3 separate regions of the Mus musculus genome follow, and all the other regions are linked to region 2. The links are chromatin loops, found by intact Hi-C in ENCODE. Cell type or tissue: gastrocnemius. All regions are shown on one strand. Region 1 overlaps Rft1 (RFT1 homolog). Region 2 overlaps Stimate (STIM activating enhancer). Region 3 holds the start of Gm52147 (a long non-coding RNA gene).

Region 1 (8,000 bases), 170 kb before region 2:
TAATTTTAAAAAAGATGTGTCTTTCCCTGTGTCAGTCCTGTGGTTACTCAGTGATAAATACTTCTGAAATAACGTTTGCTGTCCAGGGGATTGAACCCGGGCCTTCACTCATGTGAACCAGGCTCTCTACCACTGAGCTATATCCATACCCCCAGCCTACACATTGATACATCCAGGAGATCCAGATCTTATTTCCCAGAAGTCCCTGGGGAAGGTCTTTGCTCTCATGGCCGTGCTGTCTCTTCTAGAGCAGCTCATGTCCCAGAATGAGTTGCCCCGGATTTCTTGACTGTAGAGTGTATGAAAACTGCCGGGTGCCTTTAGACCTAGCCATCCTCGGAAGCGGGAGAACTCTGATGGAAACTCTGAGCTGCTTTGTCCCTAAGGTGCTGCTTTCCAGCTTGCTTTTCGTTTTGCCATGACAGTCACACAGATGATGATCACAGTTACATAGGTATCTCTTTTTAGCCTTAGAATAAAACAAAGGCACATTGCATATGGCAAAAATCAGAGTCAAACCCTCTGAACTGACTCATCATTTCCAGTACTGGTCGGTACAACTGTTCTCTAGCCCAGAGCAAGAATGGCATGTCCAGAGGTGTGGGCCTCCAGGCTCACTCATAAGCCAGGCTTCCTGCGGCCTGTGAGCTGCTCCTGCAGGGGAGGTCATCCGGCTTTTCTCTGGGATGTAAAATAGGTGCATGGGTTTCTTTTTCCTCTTTAATCCCCTTTTGGATGTGGTTGCCCTTGGTGCTATCTACACAGACTTGATCTTGATGCCCAATAGTTTATAATCCTCTGGCACAACATCCCCACATCTTCCATATTGGCCTCTAAAGAGCCAACAAGGAGAACTAGAGGGCCAGATATGTTAGCATGCATCCTTAATTCCAGTACTCACACTTAGGTGGATCTCTGAGTTCAAGGCCAACCTGGTCTACATAGGGAGACTGTCTCAAAATGAAAAACAAAACCCATGTATTTACCTTTTTTTTTTTTTTTTTTGCACTTACCTTTTTAAAAAAGTGCATGTGTATGACTTGTGTATGTTGTATGATTTGTGTATGTGTGCTCGTGTGGGCACCCGTGTGATGGAGGTCAGAGGACAGCTCATAGGACTTGGCTTTCTCTTTCCAGGTTGTCAGGCTTGTGTGGCAAGCTCTCTCATTTATGAGCCCTATTGCCAGCCCCAAGAGCATCATTTAAAACCGTTTGCTAGGAGTTAATACAGAGAGGCCCGGACGTCAAGAGTCAGCAGTATAGTAAGACTGGGCCAGTGACCTTGACATGTGCTTTGTTCTTCTGGGGTACTGGGGACTATGCCAGTGCTGTGACACTGAGCTACGCCGCCAGCCCTCTGTAAGAGTTTTATTTTGAGACAAGATCTTGTTAAGTTGCTTTGCTTGGCCTTGAACTTGTGACCCCCCTGTCTCCTGAATAACTGGGATAGGGCATAGAGCCAGTGTTCAGGCTACCTGGGTGTGTTTTTATCTACTCAGAGGCTTCTCCGCATGTCTTCAGGGACAGTATTTAAATGAAAGGTATCCTGGATGACTAGAAGCCCTCTAAAAAGTATAGTTTCAATTGTATTTATGTAAGCCTGGGCCAAGCTAGCTCAGAAGTGAGTAGTTCCTTGGAGTATCGGGGAGAGCACACAGGAAGCAGCTTTCCTCCGCATGTCTTCTTGCTGTCTTATGAGCATATAGGAATGGGCCATCAGAGCTCATGAGCCCCTTTCTCTACTGGCTACCCCCATCTCTTCCCTAGAACCCTGTCACCACGTGCCCTCTTAATCCCAAACCTAGAGCATGGTCCTTAGGCTGCCTTCCTCAGAGTCTCTGGGTTTTCAGAAGTGGAGGTTCCTGGATCTATGCTACACCTTCAGAATCCGTTTGGGGGCTCAAGTCTGAGCTTTTCAGCAAGCTCACCTAACTATGATGCTGGCAAGATGAGTCCAGTGTGTCATCCTCCTTCCTAGCAGGCCAGGACCAGCCACGCCCACCCCCACAGTATCTGTTGTCTGCTCCTGGCAGCGGCAGTCTGTGACTTCTGAGTCTATGGGATCAAGACCAGGAGATTCTCACTCCGGGGTGGGGAGGAGGCTCTACAGCCAGACCACAGGCTCCTTTCTCTGTTCACCTTTCCGCACGCTGTCCACCAAAAGCTACTATAACATTTTATTAAAAGATGGACTGGCAGAAGGATGGCAGCTCAGGACTCCTTCCCACACCCTGCCTCCTTCTTTCTACAGCCCTGCATTTTCTCATTACCAACCCCTGCCTTCTCAGCTGTTGACATTTTGGACCAGGCCATGCAGTTTTCAACTGTGCAGTCTGGGTTCTCTAAAGCCCAGGTGAATACAGCCATGGCCTAAGGAGTTGAGGAGACCACCTCATTCTGAGATTGGCAGAGGCCGGACTTGCAGCTCCTCCTAGGTGCACAATGGGACACTTCTCATCTCTATTGGGGCCCAGACAGTGACAGCAGGGAGCAGGCTGGTAGGCAACTGAAAGAAAGAGGAGGGCCCAGAGCCAAGGCACTGCTTTCCAGGAAGTGGCTATGTTTCTCCATTGCTGAGACCATCACTTTCAACACTTTGCCTCCAGCCTGCCATCACATCTTCCATCTGTGCGGTCAAGCACGAACCTCTGAAGGAGAAATGGAGCTGGCCCCTTGTAAGGCAACTGCTGTAGGTTATACATCACAAGTGAGTCAGGATGGGACACCCTGGCATCAGGTGAGCCCTAGCCTACCTGTTTTTAGTTAGAGGCTCTGTAGAATAGCATGGTTCATCTAGGGTTGCCTTCCAGCTCCTGGCGCTCAGTGGGGTCCTGTAATAGAACAGCTTCCCTGCAGAAGGAATCTTTTCCATCATCATGTGTTACATTCTGTCCTTTTCTGCAGTAAAAAGTGCCCTTAAGTTAAGGAGTTGTTGCTACTGTCACAATTGTGGAACAGCTCTGAGGTCAAAGGTTTCCCCCAATGCAAGTGTTACAGCTCTGAAGGGAAATGTATCCTGGCAGGCAGGGAAAGTCACTCTGCACAACAGACCTCACAGAAGAGATTTATTGGGAACATCACAAGAGGGTGGCCACCTCTGCTCAGCTGAGAAGTCGCTGGACCCGAAGCAGAAGCCTGAGCAGGCTTTATATAGGTGCTTCTTAAGGGCGAGTGACTTTCCAGGGTGGCCTAGGAGTGGTGGTAAGATTTTGTGACCTGATCTTGGGGCAAGCTCAGAGATTGGTGGCCTAATCATAGACAGCCTGTAGGGTGGAGCTTGCTGCCTGCATCTTGATGGAAATGGCCGTAAGAGTAGTCTGGGCCGTAAGAGTAGCCATCATGATTGGAATGGCTTACAATAATGTCTCTCTGGCTTGGCAAATGCCTTAGGTAGAAGTCACCTGTCTTCCCTGGGTCACTGGGGACAGAAGGTGAAAATGTCACAGCCCCAGGCCTTCCTTCCCACCAGCCTCCTACTCTGAATCTTATCCACACCTCTGTCATCTGTCACAAGGCCTGGGCTGTGGAATGAAGTTGGGTTCTCCATCAGTGCCCATCAGTGAACACTGACTAACTAAGACATGACTGCTTTACTCACATTGGGAGGCGACAAATGAAGGCATGTTTCTAGTTCCTGTCTGGGAGATCCTGGCACTCTTTCCAGTGTGTGGATCTAGTGTGGCTTCCTGCAGGCCTGCTGAGTGAGAAAAAGGGAAGTCTGGGGGAGACCAGACTTCACCCTGTCTCACACACTCCTCACTCTTAGGAACCTTCTTTGAAAATCATGACATAGTAGGTGTGATGAGCTGAGCCTCCAATCCCAGCACTCAGGAAGCGTGACAGAAGGAGGCCAGCCTAGGCTACAGAGACCCTGCCTCAGGAGAAAAAGGGTATCGTGAATGGTGATAGAGTGAACAAGGTTGCCAGAGGCCCCTCTCAGAAGGGCTTTCAGTTCTTGGGAGAGTTAGGCATCAGCTCACAAAGAGAAGCTGGCAATCCCGGAACTTCAGACTTCATGGGTAAAGGTCTAGCCCCACAACATTGTCTGCCCCACTCCTCCAGACAGAGCCTGCCTTGGGTTCCATGGGAGAAATCACAAAGACTCCAGAGAATAAGCCATTGTCGCCAGAAGACAAACAGCAGTGTTTTCCTCTGTACATACTTGGACAGAATAGAGATGTTCCTCACATAGTCTTTCTTGTTTCCCTAGCGTGTTGACATAATTTCAGAAAAAGACAGACTAGCATGGTACATCTTTATGTTCTCAAATTAGAGCTGAAGATTACTCTCTTCCCCATGTGGCCTCTGATGTCCCTAAGAGGCATGTCTGTAATGACAAGAACATGTTCTGCAGGTGTGCAGATGTCAGACCATGGGGGGCAATTGAAGGACAGAGCTGCGTACATTTGTTTCTTTTGTAACTGAGTGAAATCGTGTGGTTCTGGCTGCCAGCAGGGCTCATGGGCACAGTGCCCAAGTCCACGGGTTATTCTTGCCTCTGCTTCCTCTTGGCAATCCTTGCAACAGACCGAGTAATGGAAGGCCTGGCACTGGATGGAAGGCCACCAGAGGGTGTCCTGTTATCTTATTTCTTCTACATCATCAGTGGGAAATTAGCTTATGTTCATGTCTATATTTTCAAGCACCCATCAGGGATCTCTCTCTCTCTCTCTCTCTCTCTCTCTCTCTCTCTCTGTGTGTGTGTGTGTGTGTGTTTTTCACATTATGAAACCAGGTATATAGATAGCATACACTTCTTTTTTTTTATAGTATAGAATAGAATACAGTTTATTCAGGGCATGAGGATGGGAGGTAAAGGGGTAGTAGAGGCAGAGAAAGAGAGAGAGAGAGAAAGAGAGAGAGAGGAGGCTGGCCATGAGCATATGGAGGGAGAGGTGGGGGAGGAAGTTGGGGAGAGAGGGGATAAGGGACAAAAAGACAGAGCAGGAGCAAGAAGACAAGAGCGTAGCACACACTTCTAATCCCAACACTTGGGAAGATGAACAGGAAGTTTGTTTATAGCCTGGGCTACGGAATGAGATACTATCTCAGAACAACAACAACAAAAACAAAAAAAAAAAATCATAGAAGCCCAGGGGAGTCAGAGTTGAGCAGTCCCTCAGTGGTGGGATGGGGAGTTGAGAGCTAGTGGGCCTGTGTACTTCAAGACCAGAGCCTGGACACAGCCACATTCAAGTAGGAGTGCTAGATCAGTGTAGTGCTCACCATGGAGTCTGAATGTGTCTACGTGCTGTGCTTTTTGATGATAAGTGATGTTATCTCTTGATATTGTGTATTGCGTTATTACCTGTGCCTATGGTATGTATACATGCCCATGTGTGTGTTCACATGTATATGGATGTGTTTGTGTAGGTGTGTGTATATGGATATGCAGAGGCCAGTTGAGCTGAGGCATCTTCCCTCCATTGCCCTCTTTACTGAGGTCTCTCACTGAGCCTGGAGCTCACAGACTCAGTTCAGTTACTCTAGCCAGCCAGTTTTCCCTGGGGACCCCCTGTCTTTGTTTTCTGAATGCTGGGATTACTGGGAAGCTAAGGCTCCGAAGAGTAGAAAGATGGAGCAGAAGTGTAGAGCTAACTAAGAGATACAGTTATGGTCATGGGCTGCCTCTGACCAAGGGATGCCGTAGCCTCATGAATAGGACGTTTCACATGTAATCCCTACAACACAGAGCAGGGGCTTCTGACCTTCACGGTAGAGGTCAGGGGCAGGTTTCGTGTCCATCCTAAGGGACTAGTTGTGGTGAATCCCTCCAAACCTATTTTCTATCTCAGACTGAGAGCAAGCCAGACCTTCAGTTTGGCTTGACAGGAAGATCTGTGCTTTTCTAAAACCACCACCTAGCTGCTTTATGTTAACATGCTAAACTATCCCTACCTGACTGCCAGGATAAACTATCCCTACCTGACTGCCAGGCTGAGGCATCTCTCTAGGGTCACCTGCACCACGCTTGTTGCAGACAGGGCTGCTCTTTGTTACCTATCCAGCAGGGCTAAGCCCATTGCCAACGTGGGCGATTCTTCTCTATACCCAGTCAAAGGAGGCTGAAGTTAATTTGGGGGAACATATAAAGGTTCAGGCTAGAAGCCCTAGGTCCAAGGTCCCAGTCATACAAGAGTGCTAGTTCACACATAGGCAAGTCCCAGACTTGGTGAACCAAGTCCTTAAGGGCACATCCTAAACAGAGAGATCTAAGGACCATCATTCAGTTACAAGGCCTACTTAGCTTAGCCACCGTGTACAGTACTGCCAAGCACGTGTTTCCGCGGCCATATCGCAAGTGAGCTTTGCGTTTATGTCTACCCTAGGAGCATAGGGAGAGAGAGTATACAGATGCATCTTCCTTGCCTCAGACAGCAAGAGACAGGGGGCATGTATCAGAGGCATGGATGACATGGGGGGACACACAGATTTTTTTCGTGTGTCTGAAGACAACTCACCAGGATTTAATCTGTAACTCGAATTCAGTCGGCTAAGTAAGGCTAAGAAGTGTGTGGTTGTCATGGCAACACCAAATTGCCCAGGACCAGGTTGGTCTCTAAGGGGGGTGGGGTGTGCAGAGCCAAGCCTCTATCTCCTTGTTAGAGATTGTTGCGAAGAATAGAAAGCATTCTTCCCACTACCACAGCTCAGGGTGTCTGAGCTGTCGGTGTAGAACAAATAAGCCAGGCTGCCTCTGCCCTTCGCTCTGAGACGAAGGGCCCAGATTGCCCAGGTATACCGCGTTCCAAAGGCAACCCTTTATTCAGGGAATACTTGCCATCCTTAACGACTAGATGTCTCAGGCTGTACCCTTCTCCTGAGGGCTAGCCCCGCCCCAGAGAGCTCACATTTGGAGCCTTTTGATTCTAGTGTTCAGCTTCCACCTGTTGCCTGGTATATGGGCACCACTTGGCTCATCACCCGAGCCTAGTCTGAAGGATCAGAGAACCTACAGCCTCACCTGGAGTGCCAGCAGCTGAGGCCTCCATTTCCAAGCACGTAGCCTGATTACCTGGCCCCTTCCTTTCCACCAAGCACGAAAGGGCCAGCTGGGGATTGATTGCCTTGGCCTAGATAGCAGTAGGCAGAGGAGGAGAGGGCTGCTCAAGTGGGGAAGTAGTTAAGCCTTCTCTGTTCCCCAGCCTCACTCCTTATATCTCTGTTCTCTTCTGACCAATCTGTGCTCTTGGGCCCTTAGAACAAGGGCCTAGCCACTCAGCAAGCCTCTGAGGGCTCCCAGCCAGCCAAGTCTGGCATGTCCATCTCCGTGGTCCCTAGGGGGTACTCAAGAAGGGACTCCCAAGGACACCTAAAACATGGAGGTATGAATGGTTGACTTGGGTAGTAAGGAGTGGGAACAAAAGAAATGAGACTGTCCAGATTTGGGGAGAGGAATCTGGTAGGCTGAGTTCAAAAAGCCGTAAATGTCAGGCTGAGAAAAGGGCTGTTTGGTCCTCATCTGCATCCACTGTCCTGCAATGACTCCCATCTTCTAGGAGGCTCACAGGGGTCCTTGGCAGATGTGACCCCATTATTTCATCTCCTTCAGAGACACAGACACCTGAGGGCCCATCCCCCAAAGCCTATTTCATGTGGCCCCTAAAATAAACGACACTGGCTGCATGAGATCCAGCAGACCCTGTTGCTTTTGCTGCGTGGTCTGTGGTCTTTTCTGCTTGTCCAATTAGTGCTAATTGGAATAGGGAAGTGTACACACGAGACAGGTACAGAGCTGGAGCTCTGATGCCTTGTCAGAGCTTGGAGACATTAAGCTTCCTGGGACAGGCCGTTCCCTACAGGGACAGAGACCCCTTGGGGCCGTTAGTGTTGTACAGGGACTCCCGTGGCTTCCTGTGCATCAGAGCCAGGGACAGTGAATCCTCTGCTGTCTAGAGGACCTAGGCTGCACTGAACATCTACAGCCTACCCCAGAGGCCCCAGGGCAGGCCAGGCCCACACTCGCCTTTCTAAGGAGTCTTCTTCACGTGACCAGAACG
Region 2 (8,000 bases):
CGAATAAAGTAGTGGGATCCCTCAGTTGAGTTAATACGAATGCTGTATAATATGAAAATAGTTCTGTTTTTTTGTTTTGCTTTGTTTTTTGTTTTCAAAAACTTTTGATTCCTACATTTATTTATAATGCTGCTCTCAGTGCTGGAAGATGGAAGACGATGTGAACGGAGCAGCCTCTGCTGTGAGCTTCTCCATCTTGACTGTTACGAGATTATGCCTGTATGTGTAATCAAATACAAGTTTATTTGGAAATTAGTCATATTTCAGAGATTCTTATCACACCCCTCACCAGATGTGACTCAAAACTTAAGGAAACAGTGTTTACATCCCCTGGATTATCATAAAGCATGCAGATGAGTGAATGGCTAGATGAAGCCGTTTGTTCAGTGAGCTGGGATGTTCCAATTCCTGAGCCCAGTTCTGTGAGCATGGGTCTTATGTCCACCATCCTCTCTGTGAATGAATTCATTTGCTCACTGGTTCCAGAACACTCCAGGACTGTGTTTTAAGGCTCATGAGGCCTATGGGTTGTTAATGTAGTCCGTAGCCCTTCTCCTCTCCCTGGAGTATGGTGGGGCTTATTTACTCATGGCTCAGTCTTTCAGTGGCCTGCCCCACCCTAAAGCTCTCTAGGAACTACAGACACCTTTTTAGAACAAACTATACTCCTATCACCCAGGACAGTCCAAAGGATTAGACCTCTCTCTGTGAGGGAGCCTGGAACGACAACAACAACAAAAAGATATTCCTCACACCCCTGGCACTTGGGACATTACAGGGGGTTGGACTTTGGGTCTGGGGCAGAGATCAAGTGTTTAATGTAGATACATGAATATCAAGCATACTCACTTTGTGTAGGATGACCCTGCAGTAGCAGTTGTATGTTCATTATGTAGTAGTAAAGCTTCAGAAATAGATTCCAAGGATAAAATTCCCAAACAGTAAGTCATTTGGAAGGAGACAGGCAGGCCTCTGGTAGCAGTGTGGGCTACAGTAAGCTTACTCCTGCCCTAATGAGACTTCCACTCCCCTTCAGTAGCGACGCCATCATCATGTCAATAAAAGTGCTTTATAATTGTCCCATGCACTCACTGATTGCTAAGGACGTTCCTCCTGTATGTTGAGAATTCCTACTTGTACTCGCCTGTCACTGAGTCTCCCGAATCTGGGCATTTAGTCCTGCTGTCACGGTTAGTAAGGAACACCGAGAACACCTAGGTCTAGGCCCTCTGTGTGTTTTGCGTGGTATCCTTTGGTGTCTCCTGGCCTCTGGGTGTAGGGATGGTTATGAGGCTTGGCCACAGACTTGGTCTGTTTTCCCTAAGGTGGTTGCTGCTCTCCTGTCCGGTTGGTAACACTTGCTGGTTCTGTTTTATGCAGGTTTTTAGACACTTCCAAACAAGCCATAGGGATGCTCTTCATCCACTTTGCAAATGTGTACCTAGCAGATCTCACTGAAGAGGACCCTTGTTCACTGTGAGTGGCTTGTATTTGAACTTAACCTCCATTGAAGATATGGACTGGCCTTCTCTTCCCTTGCCAGCACAGCTCTCTAGCTTGGGGGAGGTACCCATCCTTTCTCCTCTCTCTAGTTTCATCCTGTATGTGCCTTCATGAGTTTGTACACTCCACTTTTGGTTGGTTCTCAGGACTTTGACAGTTACCTTGTGTGTTGGCTTTCTGTTCATCAGTCTAAGTTCAGTCCTTTGTCTTTCTAGTGCCCAAGTTCACAGCAGCCCCTCATCAGGAAAGGATAACACTCAAGAACGGCTGTGTGCTAGATGCAGAGCACACGGGTGTTTCCTGTGCTATGAGATGTTCAAAGTTATCGTTGGGCATCACTGGCCTCTCTGACACACAGAGCATCCATCTGTCAGTGTGGACTGCCTTCCACATGAGGTGCAGAGCAATGTGTCTGCTACCTTATCCATGCCCTAAAACACTTTACATCTTACTGGAGGAGGAATAGTCATTCCCCTAGCAGACAGAGTGGCAGAGGTTTCACTCCAATTCCAACTCTTACTTCCCTTTTCCAACTTCAAGTGGGAGGTACCAGAAGGCTATAGTACCTAAAGTTCACACAGTGCAGACATGGTGAAGCTGGACATAGACCAGTCTGTGTACTCTGTACACATCAGTACCCCCATGATGCTCTAATGCCTAAATGAATCCTCTGTGTTAAATGCAGAGTCAAATTTGGTCTTGGCTTCCAAGGGCAGCACACAGTAGGCTCAGGAAGTATTTGACAAGTATATAAGTGAATGCAAGACTGGATATACCCATTGTCCTTGTTATCTTTCAGGCTTCATCTCAGATGTGAACCTGCAGGTGTGAATATCCTTCTACACCAATTAGAGATAGTGTCAGAGCAGGACCCTCCTGCCAGAATGGAAACTGCTTTGGAAGCTGGGACTATTCTTTCTGATTCTGGTCTGAGAGTGACCCCTTGTGTCTTTAAGGAGGAAGAGCAAGCTGCCTGCCTCCCTCTCAGTGCTCTGGGTTCTGGGGACCAAGCACAGTATGCTGGCCCCGTGTTGCAGTATTATGCACATCACAAAGCCCAGACGGGGGCAGAGGTCTGCTGGTCTACATAAAGTGTCTCAGCCTTAGCAACTTGGAAGCTCCTTGAAGCCAAGTCTTGCACGGTCCTTGAGCTTATCCACAGGGAGTTCAAAGCCCTTTAGTATCACAGGGTCATTATCTGCTCCATGGCCTCACTTTCATCTTAGTCTGCCTCAGTAACTGGAGCCTGTGTCCAGTGGTGCTCAGCTGGATCTACGCAGAAGGAGGCTAGGTAAACAAGGGGCTTTACCTTGGTGAAAACAAGGTTATATCTCAGGAAAGTGGAAGCCAACCTTATAAGAATGGTCACTATTGGCATGCCTCCCCATGTTCCCTTCTCCAATCCTCTGGCCTTTTCTTGGGGCAGCAGAACTCTCTCATTGAAGTATAAAAGTCACATCTGGGACTATAGCTCTGATAGAACATTTGCCTAGCGCGCGCACACACATACACACAGTGCTAGGTTCCATCACTAAAAATAAAAAAATAAAAATACTGTTTGCACACGTGGTTACAGACAGGGCTGAACATGCAGCTGTGCGACCCTGCCTGATTTGCCTAAGAAGTCTCAGAAACCATTTTCCTTGAATGCCCTAGGAAAGTGGCACAGTTACACCACCTCCCTGGCCTGGAAACACCGGGATGAACAGAACCACTCGATGGACTTATTGTTGTCGATGGGGGTTTGTTCTCCTCGGTTCCCTTAGCTACTTCCAGGTGTGCTGTCTTCTGCTGAATCTTGGCCTTGGCACATACACTTGAAGTTTATAAAGCTTCTTTGTCCTTCTCTTTCCTGTTCTTCAAGTTTTTGATATTAGCACCTTTTCAGACTCCTGGAAATGGAAGCCACCATTCTGTAGTCTCTTGCATGTTGGAGTACTACTCTCCCTCAGTAAAGCCAAACATAGGCTGGGTCTGTTAGCCTTCATCTGGGACCCTGGTAAGTGCCACAGTGAGGCCACAGCTTAGTGGCTTTATTCCCTGACCATGCTGGTATGGCCTCTCTTTCTAGGTACCTCATCAACTTTCTTCTGGACGCCACTGTAGGCATGCTGCTCATTTATGTGGGCGTACGCGCCGTCGGTGTCTTGGTGGAGTGGCAGCAGTGGGAATCCCTGCGTTTTGGAGAATATGGTAATGTCCAGGGACACTGGGTAGGGCCTGCTGGGGACTCTGAAGTCAGGAGGATTTGGGCTGTTCACTGTCTTCTTGTGTGGACACAGAGAAGTTCACTTTAGGGCTTGAGACTCACTTTCCTAGGAGCTGGGAGCAAGTATTTCACTGCCAAGATCTCCATTGTGGGGGAAAAGAATTGCAGAAGCCAGGAGACAGCCCTTCCCCCAGAGGCACTTGGTCCCACATGCAGGACTGCAGGGCCACCTCGTCCTGCTGAGCTTCCCAAAGAGTTCATGTCCCCTGCCCACCACATCAGATAGATGGGAGCAGCTGTTGTTTGGGAAGGCTGTCCACAGTGAGGTGAAAGCCTGTCCCTCTTTCCACTACCATCCTGCGATTGTCCTGTCACCCGATTACTCTGCTAGAACGTTTGCCTAGTGAGGAGATCCTGGTGAGGAGCTACTCGTAAGGAGCAGTGTTAGGAGCTCACCACAAGAGGGCGCCAGGACAAGTGTGTACAATCTGGATCCACACTCCTTCCATGCCATGGCTCTGGGCCCAGAGACCTACTGTCTTCTAGGTGGTTGAAGACCTCTGAGAGAATGACAGTTTAAAAGGGCACATGATTGCTGGAGCTGGCTGGGGAGTGCCTTGGGTATTTCTAGAAATCTTAAGTAATTGTTTGTCTTCAGTGAGGGAGTATGAGTTCAGGGGAGGGCTTTTCTTAGCCTGTTACTTGATGCCAGTGAGTCAGTGACTTAAGATAGGGCCCAACATAGCATGTGCCTCAGGACTCAAGGGAAGGAGGCTTCTAAGATGTCCAAACCCATAGAGTTCTCAGCTTGCGGGACAGAAATGGCCACAGCACATGTGGACCAGTCTGACATCATTCTCATTTATAAAACAGGCAACTAGGAGTTAAGTGACGTACCTGGTCAGGACATGTTTGTGAGCTCTGTGTCCTCTGCATCAGGGGTCCTAAAAACTTCCAGGACCTCCACCAGCACTGCTTACCTGCACCTCAGCTATAGAGATCCCTGTGTGGAAGGCAGAGCTGTCAGATACACAGTAGCTGACACTGTATCGGTTGACTGAGAACAGGGGTCCGGTCTGGTCCCCTACACCACCAGTTCTCAAGCAAGTTTTATCTGCCTCCTCCCCAAGGATGGAAAGAAGGGAAAAAGGCAGTAGCTTTGTGTGAGCCCTGTCCTCTTGGCCCAACCCCTTAAACTAGTCACTGGTGTTGGGAACCAGAGTCCTCAAGTGTCTCCAGAGAAAACATCCCTTTGTCAAGGGCCACCCCAAGTCCTCATTCCCTGGACTGTCTCCCTGCTGCCTGCGGCATCGTAGTTGTTGGTTGTTGTTCTGCACTGCTGTAAGAAATCAACACAAGCTTAGTGACTTAAGACAACCCAAATGGATTTATCTGTGGTCCCTTCAAAAGTCCAACGCAGTTCTATTGGGTAAACACGAAGGCAGCATTAGGGCTGCGTCATTCTAGAAGTGATGCAGATGTTGTTCGGTTGCCTTGTCCAGCCTCTAGTTCTGTCTGGGTCCCTGGCTTATGATTCTCTCCCTCTGCCTTCAAAGCCAGCAGCCAAGTTCTCAAGGTATAACATTCTGACCTTCCACCTTGAAGTGGCCCTGTGCTTACCCTGAGTGCGTCTGGACACTCCAGATGCTCCATTTAAAGTCTGAATAGAAACCCTAATTCCATTAACAGCCAGAATTCCCCTTGCCTGGGTCACAGTACATAGCATGGGTTCCAGAGATTGGGATGTGGACATCTTTGCAGGACCATTATTCTGCCTTCTACACTAGGAACTCCATGTAGGCCTCACAGCTCTCAGGGAAATAAAGAAGAAGGGGTTGCTCTCAAGATAGCATGTTGGGTTCCTAGGAGAAGTCATGGGACTTGAAACATAAGCACTGTTGTTTGGTTTGAGGGGTGAACGGTTTTTGAGTCACAGGTGAGATCTGTAGTCTGATGACCAAGTTTCTCTTGCCCTGAAGACAGGATAGTGTTCAGTGGCACAGTATATCATAGGCTTTCCTGCCGGCTCATCCACGTGCTCCCTTCCAGAGGCTTCTCAGCACACACGTGTTCCTTCCTTTTGGCCCCTATTCCCATAACAGCCTGCGAGAATAATTTACCGGAACAAACCATGTCCCTGAGGTTGCCCACTACATACAGTAGAAAACAGGGCACACTGGCATGCTTACTGACCGTATTTGTCCTCTAGACAGAACTTCAGGGAGCATTTGAAAGACTGTCAAGGGAACAGAAATAATCAAACAAACTGTCACATGTCCACTCAGTCCGCCTCCAGTGACCTGTGGCCTGGTACACCGAAAGCGAGGGTATATCAGCTAGACACGGGCACTTTTATCTCTCGTGGGTGGTTTTCAACATTTTTATTTTAGTATAAAACAACAACAGGCCGTGGAAGCTGCACTGTACAAACTGAGAAAGAAGAGGAAACTGATGTCTGTCTTCTCCGTTACTCACAGCCTCCGTTCTAGGCAATGGAGTGAGTGCACACTGAGCAAGTGAATGTCCTCACAACAGTGAACAAATGGTGTCCTTTGTCTGCTCTTTCCCAGATACCCCAGTCCTTCTCAGACACTTCCCAGTGGTACTTCCTAGATGGGGATCACTGTTCTTGCCTGGGAGTTGAGCAAGCAGTTTCCTCTCCTGTTCTCAGTAAGATCAGGTGGTTTACCAAAAGCATTGGGAAACTCCTGCTAGGCCTTGCCAGGAAGAGTGACTTCCAGGTGCTCCGCTGAGGCTTACATGCCCTGCCCTGGAGGTGGAGCAAAGGGTCAGGCCTTAGGTTAGGCACTCAGTGTGCTGCTGCATGCTTGCCGCCCTTCTCCTGCCATTGTCCAGAAGAGGAAGGGGCGTGTTCTGCTGGTGGTCCATTACAGCTGTGGAAAGGCATTCACCTGCCTCCACTGTGTTCGGCCTGCGGCCCCAGACAGGGATGCCGCCTACAGCATGGGTGCCTGGAGATGTCTCTCCGGACCAGGTCCTCTTCTCACGGCCTTCCTGAAATGTCACTTTGTTGCTGTTCTGGTCCGTGGAGTGCAGGTCACCCTGGCTGAGCTTTCAGGACAAGGCCCTGCCACCCTCTCCCACTCTGTGGAGGCCTGGCCTAAGATTCTGCGTGTCATTCGATCATTCTCTAGAGAGGCTGGTCCCACCCTTCAATGAGTCTGTTTCTGACGTACCCTAGAGGCACTGCAGGGTCCAGGTGGTCCCCATTTTGGACTGTTGGAGCCCTCCTGAGCACTTCTTAACCATACCCACTGACAGCCTGTGCTGTAGCCGCTGGCCTCAGGCCGTATCTGCCACATCCTGTCTTAAAGGCTTCGATCTCTTTCTCCTAGCCAAGGTGTTACATGGCCCCCCAAAATGAATTAGGTTGCTCCCAAATTTGTGTTTGGTTAATTCTATGAAAAAGCCCTGGGAACCATTAACTTGTGGTTCTTTTGCGTGAGTTTGTGGACTCTGAGGCTCTCTGGATCAGTCTGATGTACCCAGGGCTAAGAACCGCAGGGAGATTGGGGGATGGGGCGGCCGGAAGGAGGAAATGGACAAAGAAGTTGATTACTGCAGTTATAGGCACAGCGTCGGAGAAAAGGGGGTTAGCAGCAGTCGCTGGAAAAATCAACTGCAGATAAAATAGCACTCTTGCTTAACCCAGCTGCTGCTGCCAGTGGACAGAGCCAGCAGTGAGCGCTAAGTTTAGTTCCCCTTAACTCTATCCTAGAATTTTTTTTTTCCTAAGAAAAACATTCTGGTATGTCCAAATTAGGAATTCTGGCTTTATTCAGAGGGCTGCCTCTTTTAGAAATGAGGTGATTTGTAGAGCTTTAGAGACTCATAAAGTACCTTAGAGCCAGGGTTCTGGGATCCAGCTAGGGGCATGAGGGCTCGTAATGAGCTGCAAAGGGCTTGGGTGGTGGTGTTGTACTACTCAGATCCTGGTGTGTGTGGCTAAGCACCTGCCTGTCCCTGCAGGAGACCCTCTGCAGTGCGGGGCCTGGGTAGGACAGTGCGCCCTCTACATCGTGATCATGATCTTTGAAAAGTCCGTGGTCTTCATCGTCCTCCTCATACTCCAGTGGAAAAAGGTTTGCCTCCATCCCTGCTCCTGCGCTCTGTGCTAAGCCGAGTTAAACGACAGCCCCGTCATCCCCAGCCCTGGCATCCGCCCGGCCTGCTGGTTTCTGTTTTAGCTCCATGCGTGAGTCCTGGGTCTGGTCCGACGTAGCAGCTGATTATAAGAGCGTTAGTTTGTCATTCTTGTCCTTGGTGT
Region 3 (8,000 bases), 270 kb before region 2:
TCACATGATGGCCCAAGTGATACCCCTTAAACTCCTGGCCCACAGCAGGCACCCACTCCTGCCAAGGACCATAAGAAATTAGGCACATAGCACTCACACCAACGCCACCCACAGCCCATGTGTCCTCCATCCCAAGTGAAATCGGTAAGATCGACTCCCAACAGGCCTTTCGGAAGAAAGTACTTCCCCACAGGCCTTGGCCTTTGTGTAGCACTTAACGTGGGCTGAGAAGCAAATGTCAGGGCTTCCTGAGTATGTATTTAACGCAGGCAGAGGGAGAAAACTGTGCGTCTTCTAAGGCCCACTTAAAGAGCCCGATTTAGGAACAGATATTAAGGTTCAAAGACTGAAATCACAGAGGATATAGCTGTGGAGGGCAAAAGTAGATCAGCTGATGAGACTCAGAGAATGCCTGTGACCTCAGGACATCAGGAGCCTAACGCCATCTGAGTCATGGTAACTTGGGCCAGGCTTCCCACTTTAGGAACATTTCTCTGTCCTTGGTCCCCTTCTGTGTTTTCAGATCTTGCGTGCGCTGTCTTCCCTCCTAAGGGGATAAAAGGGCTCTGGCCAGGCGGTTAGGATTCAGAAGAGCAAACAAGGTGGCCCAGCCTCTGGTCTCCCACAAGCAGTCGTCATCCAAGGTCATTTGCTACGCAGACACAGTCGGGGGTCAGGAGGGGTACAGAAGCCCTGTCCAGCTTTGATGGTTCCAAAGTGGAAGCAGGTGCCAGAGAGAGCTGAAAGTTAAGTCCTGGTAAAGTCAGGCCAAGGGCAGCCATGGGAAGTCCTGGATCCCTCCCCACACTGGCAAATCTGAATGCAGCCTCATTTCCTCTATTAGAACCTCTCTATTAGAAAATGTGGACCTCCGACTCGCATCAGTCCTACATACATTAATGGGGACCTGTTGGGAACTATGGGCACCATGTTAGGATGAACACTATCCTCTGAGACAAAACAGATAATTGTTTATGTAAGGAGAGATATTATTGCTTATGTTTCTCTGGGTCCCCAGCAGTCAGAGACTGTTTAAAGTGTTCAGCACTGTCCCTGGCATGAAGACTGATGGTAGGCAGTCTCTGCAGTGCCTGCAAGATGGCATCCACCAGGGGGCGATGTAGCCCAGCCAGGCAGTGGGCGATGTTGCCCTGCCAAGTGGCCATCTCACAGACCCCTCGGTTTTTCTGTCTGTTGTCTTAGACACGTAGCAGTGCTCCACGGGCTCAGAAGCCAATACTCCTCCACACAATGGGCTGGTCTGGCAGCGCTGACTTGATTTCCAAGGTGTGGCTTTCTGGGCAGCTTTTCCTAGCTTCACTGGGCAATATGCAGATTCCTACCTCGCCTAGCTTGCTCTCGGTCCTGATGCACATACATATCAGGAGAGCTTTCAAAATATGATGCCTGGGCCTCCTCCAAGATGACAGTGTTATTAGACGTGGCTAACCCGGGAACTGGGTTCCAGGACTCAGCCAGAACCGCGACCCCTGCTAAGAACTTGGTATGAAAGATATGTACCTTTTATCAGTATGCACTGCTGAATTCCAGGCAGCCTAACACACATCTAAAGTCTAGCTGGTCCTTCTATCCATCCATCTGTCTACATATCCATCCACTCGCTCAGGCATTTCTTTTCTGTAGCTCTGCCCTGTACCCCCAGCTGCCAGTGCCCTCAGAAGCGAGCACATTTGGGCTTTGAGAAGTTGCTCAATGGTTAAGAGTATGGACTGCTCTTTCTGAGGACCTGAATTTGGCTACCATCATCCAAAGTGGCTCTTATTAGGGGATGGTTTTGTGTACTGTATTTCAGATGCTGACTTCTGTGCCCAGGGACCTGGTTGTAGTTCAGACGTTGGCACTGTCACGATTATTGGAGCATCTCCTGTCTCAATGATGTGTAAAGACTGTTTTCTAACAAAGTGTCCATCAGCTGGACAGTAGCTGGACAGGAGAAGAGAATAGGACAGGATTTCCAATCCCAGTGAGCAAGTCCCAAGCAGGAAGAGAGAGAGAGACAGACAGAGAGATGGAGAGAGACAGAGAGGGAGAAAGAGGAGGACCAGGAGGATTCACTATGAGGTCCCCATGAGAGAGCAGCCATGAGGACACACATGGACCAGAGCGAGCCAGGAGGGCAAGACTCAGATGGCAAGTAATTGGCCTGTTTGGGAAGTAATCTGGGCCAGCACAGCTGGGCTAGGATAGCTCAGAACCTGCCCAGCTTAGTGCTTGCAGATTATTAATAAATATAAGGTCTCTGTGACATTTACATGGGAACAAGGAGTCACATAGAAGAAAACTCCCAGAAATACATTTACAGCTAACAATTCCCTGTGATTCCAGGGATCTGATTCTTCTGGTCTGAGGGCCACCTGTTCTTACATGTGCATGTGCACGTGCGCGCGCACACACACACACACACACACATTTAAGAATAAAAACACAGTGTAAAGCAGGCACGTGGAAGGAAGAAAGTGGAATCCCACCGAGCCACTGGTTCCCTTCTGCTCTCTTTGCAGAACTCTCGGCCCTGCACCTGTTGGGAGAATCCTTGAGCAGCTCCTCAAATGCCCAGGCTTTTGCTCACTTCCTGTCTCCTTCAGTTACCATGGGCAGAAGCAGGCATTCCGGCAAGTCTGGGCATGAGGGTCTTGAGTACCTGTCTGAAGGGGGAGCATTGAATGACTAGGTAGATACCTATTAGTTGTCTACCTGCAGTCATCCAGTGTGGGGTAGAAGGTGTCTTCTCCCCTGAGGGGCAGGGTCACAGTGGCTGCTGTGTATGCAATACATATAAACAGAATTGTGTCATCATAGCCAACGGCAATACCATGGTCAGCCCCATCCTTCAATGAGGAAGTGAAACTGAGGTCCTGGGAGACTGAGTCACTTGCTGAGGTCACTAGGACACACAGCATTTAAACCAGGGCATTCTGACTGCAGAGGCTGGGCTTCTGCTCCCAGGCTCCTGAGCATCTGCAGTGCCCCGTCCTGTACTGAGCGGGCTGCTTGCTCTGTCCTTTACGACGGCTGGGCTTCCTGCTGCTTGTATATCCACTTGGCAAGGGCTTTCTGCCTGCTTCCAGACCCTTAGATGCTAGGGAAAGTGGCTTTGAGCCTAGCATGAGAGGCATTTCCTGGCCAATGAGCCAGGCCTGGCACCTACTCAAGAGCTGGGAACAGGTCTACAGACAAGACATGTGGCCTTCCAGGCATCCAGGCAGAGGCAGTGTCCCTGAGAGCTGCTTCCCACAGCAAGTGAGGGCTTCCTGAGGCAGGCCCCACAGGCACCAGCCACTGTGAAGCCGTGTGTGAAGCCTTCCCAAACCAGCCATTCACAAGGCAGCACCGATTAGTGCTTCCCTCTACCAGCGAAGAGACAGGCTGACAAGGAACTCAGCCAGTGTGTGGCAGCATAGTGAAACTCAAACCTTTGGCTACTTTTCTAGATTCTGTGTTCTCAGCACTCCTCACTGCCTGAAGCTGAGAAACAACCTAACTCTCCCTCCCTTCCGCAGGGGGAGGAGACCCATCATCGAATGTAAAGCTGTGTGCCGGGCAGGCCCTGCTTAGAGTGGCAAGATGGTGGGAGCCCCCAAATGTGAGCACCAGCACAACTTCTGTGCTCTCACTATTGCCCTGGTTCATGGAAGTGCTGGAGATCTTTGCATGCTATAGCAGAAGCAGGACACGGGGGACCCTAGGCACCTCCCTTCCTTATTCCAGTGTCACCATGTCATATTGTGAGGACCAATGTCACTGCTTCCAGTGTCCAGGCTGGCCCATCACAGGTACAATGAGAGGCAGCGTGTCTTCCTGAGAGGACAGAACTATACTCCCATCCCCACAACCCTCTTCCTTGGGCAGTTTCAGTCCATCTTGCCTTCTCAAGCTGTGGAAATTTGTACCTCAGCCCAAAAGAATGAACTGCTGGCAGTCAGTAGCACGGCTACTGGACCAGCCAATCAGGAGCTAGGACTGCCTCATCCACCTCCAGGACAAAGAGCCAGCTGGGTCCCAGGGGCTGGACCAGAGGGGCCCAAGGGAGGGCCCTGTTTGAGAACGGTGCCCCAGGCTGCAGGCAGGAGCAGTCCAGTGGGGGAAGGGACAAACTAGAAGCTTACAGAATGGGAGGCATGGAAGCGGTGAAGAGAGCCCAGTCAGGGAGCTCCTGCACAACATGGCCACGCTGGCTCGCAGGCAGCTGCCAGGTACTGCTGTGTCTTAGAGCCAGACTCCTTGACTGTGCAGTCGGTTTGGTCAGCATACTGAAACATCCCATCCAGGCACTAAGCATTTTCTCTCCCACCCTGCCCCTCTCTTCTCCAGCCAGGCAGGGACTCCTGTGGGATCATTTTAGAACGTAGATGCCGACCCCTGTCCCAAGAATGAAGATAAACAGTAAAAAAGATGTGTAGTTTTGGGCAAGTGTGGTGACACTCAGGAGGCAGAGGCAGAAGGACCTCTGTGGGGCCAGCCTGAACTACAGAGCAAGCTGGAGATCAGCCAAGACTACACAGAGAGACCCTGTCTCAAAACATGAAGCACTTAAGCAAACTTGAGTATTGAGACACACTTCCAGCTTTGTGCCTCTGATCCTCCTTTCCGGTCTGGCCTTCTGCCTCTCCGAACTTCTGGGCTGGCCCTCTCTACCCAGTCACAGATTACAGCCCATCTCACCTCCTACCATAACCCCACAGAGACATCTGTGGTTCCTGCAGTGCCAGGGCCCTGGGGCAAAAGGAAACCCCTAAACACAAACACATTTGCATGAAGACCCAGGGGTCTGCCACTGCAGCCAACGGTGGCAGGAGCACCTGCTACCAACTTCCTGGGACATAAATGTCCCCACAGCCAGGTTGGTACCATTCAGTGTTTATTTAGACACACATAAAAGAACCTGTGGTTCAGACAGCTTGTGCTCTTCTTTTCTTTTGGTCATATATATATACATACGTACATACATACACATATATATGTATATGTGTGTATATATATATACACACATATACATATGTTTTTTTTTAAAAAGGTCAACACATCACCAGTCTCCTACATGCTTTCTATACTGAGCAATATATACAGCCTATTATATATATGTGCATATATATAATATATATTTCAATAACTACATTCAAGTAATGAAACACAGGATTTACAGTTTCCCTCTGATGGCAAAGGGAAGGCAAATTCACAAACAGTTCACAGAGGAAGTACTGTGAGCCCAGCCAGCAGGAGCCGGACTCTCCAAGGAGGAGGGGGTGGCAGCAGAAATCAGCCAGTCACCCACTGTTCTCCACGGGCAATGCGGTGCAAACCAGGGCAGACGGGCCTACTCTGCCAGGGCGTTTAAAGCAGGTCTGGGAGCTTAATTAAATGTCCAGGAATTGCTCAAACTTGGGATTCACAAAGGAGAAGCCATGGAAGGCTTCCTGGTCCATAGAGTCGATGAGGTTCTTGTCACTGAAGGAAAGCTGAGGTTTCTCATTCAGGAACTCTGGGTCAAAGTTGCTGTAGTCTGAAGGGGATTTCTGTGGGCAAAAGGCAGTGGCAGGTAAGAGTGACTTGACTGAAAGGGTGTCTCCAAGGTCTGCCTTCAAAGACATGGCAAGGCGCCCAGGCTTCTGGGGCCCTTGTTGGGGCAAGCCAGGGCAGTCAGCTCAGTTGGGAAAGAGGATGTCACTGGTAACCCAAGGACAGTGCCATCACAGGGGAATGCTATTCCCCAGAGGTGAGGAAGGCAGGCAGGGAGCACTGGGGAAGTAAGGACAGGGGATATCCTGGGACATCCTGCAGAGCAGGGCCAGTCAACAACGGCCTATGGGCCTCAGATCTCCTGCTCTGCTCTTAATGGAGGTCTATAAGTTAAGAATAGCTTTCACTATTTTTAGATAGTTGGTTTTAGTTTTGGTATTTTTGAAACAAAAGTCTCATTATGTAGCCCATGCTGTCTACAAAATCATGATCCTCCTGCCTCAGCCTCCCAAACACTAGAACCGCTACACACCACCACTTACAGCTCTAGCCTCTATGATTTTAAATGGTTGGGAGGAAAAAAAAAAAAAAAAAGACTATCCAATGGCATATGAAAATGAAGTCAAATGCAAACACCTGTGCCCACAAATCAAGTTTTATGACTACACAGCCACACCCATCTGCAGAACAAGGAAGGCGGCTGCACTGAGCACAGGGCTGCAAAACTGTAAGTGTTTATTCTTAGGATGTTTATAAGGAAAGTTCCTAATTCACTGCCTGCCCCCGAGGACTGGATAAGATAGTAACAGGTGAGCACCCTTCTCTCTTCTCACACCACAGTCCCAGAGACAACGGCGACTACTGCATCTGCAGCAAAACAGGCTCAGCCATATCAGCTCTCACTCTGGAGAGTCTTGACAGGTAAAAGATCAGAATCTGGTTTTTGTTCTTGTTTTTGCTCTTTCAAGACAGTCTCATGCAACTGAGGCTGGCCCTGAACCCCTGCTCTTCCTGCCTCTACCTCCCAAGGGCTGGGATTATAGCTATGTCCTACCTACCATGCCTGGTTTTGGTCTTTCATTTTGACCTTTACTTGGGGAGGACGCTGACCGGCTGGGGGAGTACTCTGCCATGAGCTATAGGTACACCAGAGCCCCTGGGCCCACTTCCTGTGAGGCCCCACTCTTAGGCCTGAAAGCCCACTGTCCTGCTCAGCCCCCAGAGGCAGAGGCTGCTCACATGTCCACTGAGTGGAGGAATAACTGGGGAGCAAGAGCCATATACTGCCCTTATAGCTGAGCCAGCCTGTCACCCTGGTCAGGGAGCCTTTGATTATGACTTCCACGGGGGGGAAGTGTTCTGCTATCTCAAGCACAAATGTGGGGCAGGCCAGACTGCCCAGTGAGAACAGTATGTCCTGGCAGAAGACAAGTGAGAGAAAAGGTAGCCAGAGAAGGAGCTATGACCACAAAAGGGACACTGTGCCCTAACTTCTTCTTCTTTTTTTTTTTTTTAAAGACAGGATCGTGCTGGGAAGTGGGTTTGAAGTCAGGAAGCTCCTGTATCCCTCTGAGCATTAGGACTACAGCACACTGATGTACACACCCAGCAGGTTCCAGCTTCCCGGTGCCGTGATCTACTTATCTCAGCCAGTCCCAGTGATACAGATCAGCTCACCACCTGGGATGCCCTCTCCCTGTCTGACAGCTGAGCCCCACTCCCATATACCAGTTCGTCCAAAGCATCCTCACAGACCACTCTGGTCCTGCATTTCTGGTTCCTACTGCTAGTCCCTCTGGGAAGCAACCTGTAATGTGTGCCCTGTGACATCTCCCCTACTGCTGCCTTCTATCAGAGTGTCACCAGTGTCTAGGCATCTGGTCTGGGCTCCTCGGGGTTTAGGACTTTTTCTCAGTCTGCCAAAGCCTAGCACTGTGCTCGGTTCCCAACAAGGACTCAGCGTGTCCACTATTTATGATTGATGAAAAGACAGATGGAAGTAAAGCCCTAACTCTGGTGGCCAAAATACAGCTCTGGGAACACAAGGTACTGAAGAACTTAATTACGAGGAATGGCTGCTAGCAGGCATGGCGGTGTGTGCCTGTAGGGGGATAAAAAGTCCAAGAGTTCTGAGCCAGTCCGAGAAATACAGCGAGGTCCTGTCTGTCTGTCTGTCTGTCTGTCTTAGACAAAATCTTGCTATATAGCCCTGGCTGACCTAGACTTACAATATCCTCTTACCTCAGCATCAGGTGCCTTGCTGCCACCACTCCTGGGATTACAGGCACATGCCACTTGTGGTTGTTGCTTTGAAACAGGGTCCCCACTACGTAGCTGAGGACTCACTAGGCTGGCTTTGAACTTGTGGCTACTTTTCGGCTTCTGCCTCCCAAGTACTATGGGTTACTGGTGTGCTCCATCATGCCTGCACCCGTTTCTGTTTCTGCTGTTTTTATTTGGTGGTGCTGAGATTCAAACCTAGGGCCCTGTAGATGCTAGGCTAAGTGCTCTGCCTCCGAGCT

The links. Peaks named below come from ENCODE experiments on the same cell type or tissue, not always from the same donor. Only the 100,000 strongest peaks of a DNase experiment are listed, where the experiment ranks them.
Region 1: it touches region 2 in a loop (5-fold over the local background); 16 of 42 quality-filtered maps call a loop at or near these places.
Region 3: a loop joins it to region 2, with 4 times the contacts of the local background. A loop is called at or near these places in 14 of 42 quality-filtered maps.

What each region holds. Positions count from the first base shown.
Region 1 is chr14:30,691,305-30,699,304 of GRCm38, forward strand. It overlaps Rft1 (RFT1 homolog), which reads left to right. Exons shown (of 13, transcript NM_177815.3): 13 at 1-13. Among named protein-coding and RNA genes, the nearest start is that of Sfmbt1, 20 kb to the right of the region's middle. In gastrocnemius, a CTCF peak has its summit at 4,543 (motif pointing right); a DNase peak (open chromatin) is centred at 4,480.
Region 2 is chr14:30,863,049-30,871,048 of GRCm38, forward strand. Stimate (STIM activating enhancer) reads left to right here. Exons shown (of 8, transcript NM_028839.4): 3 at 1,381-1,476; 4 at 3,575-3,696; 5 at 7,703-7,815. Among named protein-coding and RNA genes, the nearest start is that of Mustn1, 12 kb to the right of the region's middle. In gastrocnemius, CTCF peaks have their summits at 2,446 (motif pointing left) and 4,173 (motif pointing right); DNase peaks (open chromatin) are centred at 2,445 and 4,198; H3K4me3 peaks cover 1,513 bases; H3K27ac peaks cover 4,831 bases.
Region 3 is chr14:30,590,492-30,598,491 of GRCm38, forward strand. It overlaps Prkcd (protein kinase C, delta), which reads right to left. Exons shown (of 18, transcript NM_011103.3): 18 at 4,863-5,534. The coding sequence ends at 5,376. It overlaps Gm52147 (a long non-coding RNA gene), which reads left to right and starts at 6,139. Exons shown (of 3, transcript XR_003951217.1): 1 at 6,139-6,205; 2 at 6,319-6,399; 3 at 6,997-7,066. In gastrocnemius, a CTCF peak has its summit at 3,384; DNase peaks (open chromatin) are centred at 1,126, 3,151, 4,054 and 5,654; H3K4me3 peaks cover 1,602 bases; H3K27ac peaks cover 5,552 bases.